2 separate regions of the Mus musculus genome follow, and region 1 is linked to region 2. A link is a contact called in ENCODE Hi-C data. All regions are on one chromosome and are shown on one strand. The core of a region is the stretch at or near the end of the contact, and the rest is flanking DNA. Distances in the headings are between cores, read along the strand shown.

What was found. Hi-C counts contacts between places; a loop is a spot of excess contacts on that map.
Region 1: a loop to region 2 is called in a map of heart, with 2.5 times the contacts of the local background. The contact joins the enhancer-like site here to the promoter of B130024G19Rik in region 2. A Hi-C loop is called at or near these places in 2 of 37 maps with a recorded cell type or tissue (both heart).

What each region holds. Positions count from the first base shown.
Region 1 is chr7:70,623,327-70,626,384 of GRCm38, forward strand. No RefSeq gene overlaps it. Among named protein-coding and RNA genes, the nearest start is that of Gm35894, 37 kb to the left of the region's middle. Within about 2 kb of position 1,610, at least 1 of the 3 ENCODE cell types and tissues checked has a DNase peak (open chromatin) inside an H3K27ac peak, as active enhancers do; it is heart, where a contact is called at or near this core.
Region 2 is chr7:70,363,974-70,366,807 of GRCm38, forward strand. B130024G19Rik (RIKEN cDNA B130024G19 gene) reads left to right here and starts at 1,410. Exons shown (of 11, transcript NR_045850.1): 1 at 1,410-1,518. It also overlaps a transcript of Nr2f2 not described here.

The DNA.
Region 1 (3,058 bases), core at 360-2,859, 260 kb after region 2:
GGAAAACTTGAATACACACACAAGCACACACACACACACACACACACACACACACACACCAAGACAATAATCCAATTACATTGTAAAGAAGGAGTCATTTTAGAATGTTTTGTGTAAAGATATTTGTGGAGATGTTACAGTTTGGAAATATGGATCACAGACCTTATGGTGCCCTAGACAGTGTATTAGAATAGTTTGTCTCAGCCCAGGGGTAGTGAAGCATGCCTTTAAGTCCAGAACTCCAAAAGCAGAAGCAATAGGACCTCTGTGATTTTGAGACCAGCTTGGTCTGCAAAGCTAGTTCAGGAGTAGGCTTTGTTCCATAGAAGAATTCTGTCTTGAAAGAAAAAAATAAGAAGAAAAAAAAGGAAAGAAAGAAAGAAAGAAAGAAAAGAAGAGAAAAAGGAAAAGAAAAAGAAAAAGAAAAAGAAGAAAAGAAAATGAAAATGAAAAAGAAGCAGAAAGAGAAAGAGAAAAAGAAAAAAGAAAAGAAAAAGAAAGAGAAATACCCTGCCTTGTTAGTCTCATAATAATATCAAAGACCTTTTTAGACCTTCTTAAGGAAATCACCTGGACTCCAAGTAAGCTCATTTTTCTTTTGAACAGCTCACCCTACTTGGCTAACCTTTTACCTCCCTGACCCCCTCAGTATCTCCTGGAGTAAATCAGGGGCATACTTCAGGTGACAAAAATTAGGTGAAAAGAAGCAAAAATATTTACACTTTCTAAAAGCAGAAATCAATTTGTCCGAGGCCTGGCCTTGATTGGAGGTATGTCTGCTTCACTGGTTAGAGCACGAAAGGGATTATGGGATTCTGCGTTTGTTGATCTTCACGTGGGTTGTATTCAGGAATTAAGCAGGCTGGAGGTGGGTCTTAGAAAGCCCAGGGATCACCCAGGCTGGGAGCTGAGCCAGGTGAGGGCTTGGCAGGTTCCCCAGTGTAAGAAGAAGCTAGAGAGCTGCTGTCTGCCTGCTTCAAGTAGGAAATTTAAATATCTGTTTGTCTGCCTGGAACGAATAACAGATAGGGAGCTGGCTTCCAGCTCATACACTGCCACTAACCTTTCCAAGTCACTTTAGGCACCTTTCTTTAATCTTCTCGCCTGCGGTTTTGGCTGCAGACTCAAGGGTATTCACCAGGGTGCAGGGCAAAGTCCCCTACAACAATAAAATCTTTGGAGGGCGATTGTTCCAAATATTAAACGTGACTTCCCTGTGGTTAACGACCCTAGGACAGCTGTGGTTCTTTGCTGAGGCCCCGAGATGTTAACTATCTCTGTTCGTCGGGTTGGGGGGCAGGGAAGTGTCCTTGCTACTAAACCAGGAGGAGGAGAGTTCTCCAAGATGCCTACGGCTGACCTTCTGACCCGGCTAGGCAGCTGCTCTCCCCGCCCCCACCCTGCCCTTCCAGTCTCCACTGCTGGAATTTTCATCAGCTTTGCAGTAGACTGCCTGAACAGCCAGGGCTTTTGGACTATGAACTCGCAAGTTGGGGAGCAAATGCCAGGGCACCCAGGGCTTGCCTCTTCTGGGCACTTTTCACTGACTCTTCAGTCAAGGAGTGAGAGAGAAGTGGAGGTCTGGGCTGTTTAACAGTGGCGTCTTTATCTGCTTCACCCACCGCTGACCAGGGCAGCTCTAGAGTTATCAGAGTGTCATTAACAGGGACAGCTGCTGGTAAACAGAAGGATGTGGACACCGGCTCTCCAGTCAACAGGAATTTAACTCTAATCTGCTCCTTACTTAAAGAAACACCGCTCTCCTCTCTGTGCAGGGCCAGCGTGTGTTTATCTCCTTTAACTTTCAGATAGAAGACTGGCATGGGCTCAGGAAACCCCCGCCGGCTACAAAATTAATAAGGTGTTAGGGACATGCACCTTAGGTCGATTGGAGGAGACGCTTGCCCCAGAGAAGGGTGCGGGGGGGGGGGGGGGAGGAGATCTCACCCAGGAGTTGTCTGCCTAGCTGGAAACCGATCCTACATATTTATAAAGGTAAACTTGGCTCGCGGCCAAACGCCTGCATTTAAGTGATTAACAAATGCGTCTCTTTAAGCGGACACCTCTTGTTCTAAATATATTTGACAAGAATGCGAAGAGTCATCTGGTGGGCAGAGAGGGAGCAGCTCCGGCCTTCTCTGGCTAGGCTGGCAAGCCCGCCCGGGCCGTGCTCCTGCACGCTCAGTGCCAGCCGAGTTCACGTCGCTGGTGGGCAGGCTGCCAGAGCCAGCGGCTCCCCACTGTTTAACGACAACGGATTTACGGCTTCCCTCCATATTGGTGTTATTTTGTATAAACAAGGTTAACACTCCTTTTAAATTAAATGCACCACCTGGTGACTGAATGGCTGACCTTGCCAGCTTCACCTGCCCTGCCCTAGATCGGGTTCTAGCTCTTCTGTCTACCTGTAGCTCCTTGGAATCGACCCTGCTTCCCTTTTAAAGAGACGGAGCTCCTGGGGGCAGGGGAGACTGGCAGGCCACTAGCCCTGGGTCCCGGACCTGATGGGATCAGAAGGGTCTGGAAGTATGACATGCACCCCAAATCCTTCTAAGTCCCAGATCAGACTGTGACCGGTTGACTCTGTGCCCGCAGAGTCCGGAGGAAGGTCCTTCAGAGCTCTGAGGCGGGCCCCCAAAGAGAGCTCTCCAGAGGAGGTCGTGTGGTGAAAGAGATCTTTGTGTTGTTGCACTGAGGCAGTAGTACTGATCTTGTACAGGGCTCTCAGCCTCTTCCCCACCCTCTAGGAATGTGAACACCTGGAAAAATTCTCCTGGCTTTACTTGGAAGAAATTTAATGGTGTAAACAAACGCAGCAGGAAGTCCCCTTTGATACAGAAGGCAGTGGGATGGCATGCTGAGCCAAGGGGGCTCTGCCTGCCAAGGTCCATTCTGAAAACATTTCAAGAATAGCTTGGAGTTGTCTAGGAAAATTTAGGTGGACTGCTTGGCAGTAGAAATCTCTAGAAACTCCATCTAGTAACTTCCAGCAAAACACACTTGAGTTACTCATTTAATTGGCAGCATGGCGGCCACCTTGCCTTGACTTTTATTTTTT
Region 2 (2,834 bases), core at 160-2,659:
GATTATGGAGAAATGTTAATCTTGCCTCTCCAGTGCAGCCATTTCCATGTCAAGATTACTTTTTACACATACACACACACACACACACACACACACACACACACACGAAGAGGTGATTTTTGAGGAGAAGCTTCGTGTGTGTGTTCCTCATTTTTCAAGCTAAAGAAATTATAGACTTCAAATATATATATATATGTATATATATATATATATATATATATATATGTATATATGAATTGTAGAATTACAGCCAGCTAGGCACATAACTACCACAGAGTTAGAGGTGCTTCACTTTGTATTTTAGGACTCATTTAGCTATAGAAATGCTGTTTAGAAAGGGAAGGGAAAAAAATCACCACATGAATTGTAATTAATTTTACTGAGAGAATGAAGAGACAGGACAGCCGAATTGGGGATGGGGAGGAGCAAAAATATTTTTAAATGCCCTTCTTAAAGATGCTCAGCTGTCTTAACTCTAAGATTTAAAAGTCCTAAAATTAAAAGATACAACTCTATATGTTATTATTTTTAAAAACTCAGCCAAGCCCTTTACTGCAAATGTAAATCTATTTTAATGAGAATGGTGGCAAGCTTTATTTGACTGGTCAAAGTTAGGGGAAAACATTTGTCTTAATATGAAAAAAATATATATCCTCAGCTCCCAGGAATATGGTTTCCTTGCAGAAAGTGGTTGGCTAGTCTGTAATTCTTTACAGATTAAATCACAATATGAATACAGACCCCAGCAATTCCGAGTTTAACTCTGAGCTCAGTAGAATCCAGGATCCATTGAATTTCTCCTTTCCCTCAATCTAGTCGTGTGTGTTTTTCTCTTCCACCACACTGGAGCTCCGTGAATAGAGAAGGGGCTTCCATTGTGTCCCTCTGAACTTCCAAGTCAATGCAATTTTTAACCACTGGCTTGTGGTACTTTGAAAATCACCAGGGGCTGTCAGAGTTGGGTCCTCTGAAAAATTTACAGTGCTAAATCAGAGCATATGCTGGGAGGGAAAAAATTGCTTAAGATTGAAGTAAGTGCAGTATCTGTCTGCCCCCTAGTGTAAGAGTCCTTGCTGCCTAAAATCCAACTTTAAAAGAAAAGGAGCCCTTAAAGGGAAACGACTTGGGGCTCACGTAGGCATAGGAGAATGAAACTTCTGTACATTTTAATCTGAATAATTCTTCAGGATTGAAAATTATTTGGTTGTGGCTTGGTTGGACTGTGCTGGGATCTCGCTGCCTCTACGTTTCCGGAGTCTCTAGTGAAGAGATGATTTTTTTTTTTTTTGAAACTGGGTTTATGTGCGTCCCCCTCACCCCTCCTCTCTTTTTTCTTTCTGCCTCTGTCGTCTCTCTCGCTGGCTTTTTTTTTTTTTTTTTAATGAGGAACCGTTCCATGAACATTTTGCACAGAGCACAGAATTGCTTCTAAAGTCAGCCCGGCGCAGTTGCAATAGACAGCAAAAAGGTAAACGTTTGCCTGAAATCCGCACGCCAGCTTCACCACCCCGCCCGATGGTGAGTACCCTTCTCCTTGAGATTCTCCTAGCTTAACAGAGCGCTCTCCTTCCGGAACCGCGGCCGAGGGCGCCAGGCAAGGCTTTGGTCCCTGCCTGCCTGCCTGCTTGCCTGCCTGCATGTCAGCTGCACAAGGTTGCAAAATGAAGCGCAGAGGCAAATCGAACAGGAAATTCTGATACCCAAAGCCAGCCTAGCAGCCCCTTCGCTAGCAAACCTAGACAATCTGCTGCTTGGAAAACCAGGCATATAGGATTGGTTTTCAGTCAGTTCTATGGAAGGAAATGAGTTTGAGAAGACAGGACGAGGAGATGGGAGGCAACCGCAGTCTTTATGCTTCGGTTTAATCATATTTTGGCAGCTTTGCAATTGTATCCCCCCCTTCCACCTCTGCTACCACATACATGTAATAAAATATGGCAACGCACTGAATTGACTGCCCCCACCCTCCCCCAGACCCCTTCAACCACAGTCCGAGGCATTGCATACACGTTAGCAAAGCGATTTTCTGAAAAGCCCCAAGTCATCCCCAACCCCACACAGCACAAGGAGAAAAGTGAGAAAGAAGAGAAAGAGAAAAAAATACAGTAAGCAAACATACCAAAACCATATTTGCCTTGTTCAAGGTCCCAAACCGCTTGCATCTTCCTTCTAAACTGGAATAACTCTCCTTTAGTTTGGCGGGTGAAATAAATGCTTTGTTGGCCCCCTGAAAAGATGTGTCTTTGATAATTAAAGAGACTCTCCTCCTCGGTGTTTATCTAAGCGATTGTGCAAACTGATAAAAAAGTAGGCATTAGTCTGCAGGGAAAAAGAAAGGTGAAAGAAGAGATCTTCCACCTCAAGGAACTGCTTCCCTGTGTACCAGGCGCTCTCAGCCGTTGGAAAAGCCTGCACACTAACTTTAGAGAGAGAGAGACAGCTTCAGGGAGCTTTGTACATAGCTGCTGAGGAATGCAAGCCTCGCCTTTAAGAAAAAAAAACCCCAAACCGTAGGTAGGAGCTGTCTGGAGTGATCCTTGTCTCTCATCTGATGCCTTAGAAGGAAGAGTGCGTTGTTACACCTTGTTTGGGGCTGGAAAGAGGAGACTTTAAAAACACCCTTCCAATTGAAAAAAAAAAAAAAATCTCCCAACTTAATGAGTTTAGTCGGAGGCTGGAGCAACCCGGCTCAGTCTTAGCAGAAAACCGAAAACAACTATAGGCAATATTGCAAAGCAGGACAACCCCGAGGCACAGCCAAATTCCACCATTTGGGGTTGAGAGGGATGGAAGCTAATCCTAAAGCAAGTTGGGGGGGAAAAACCAGAGGGGGG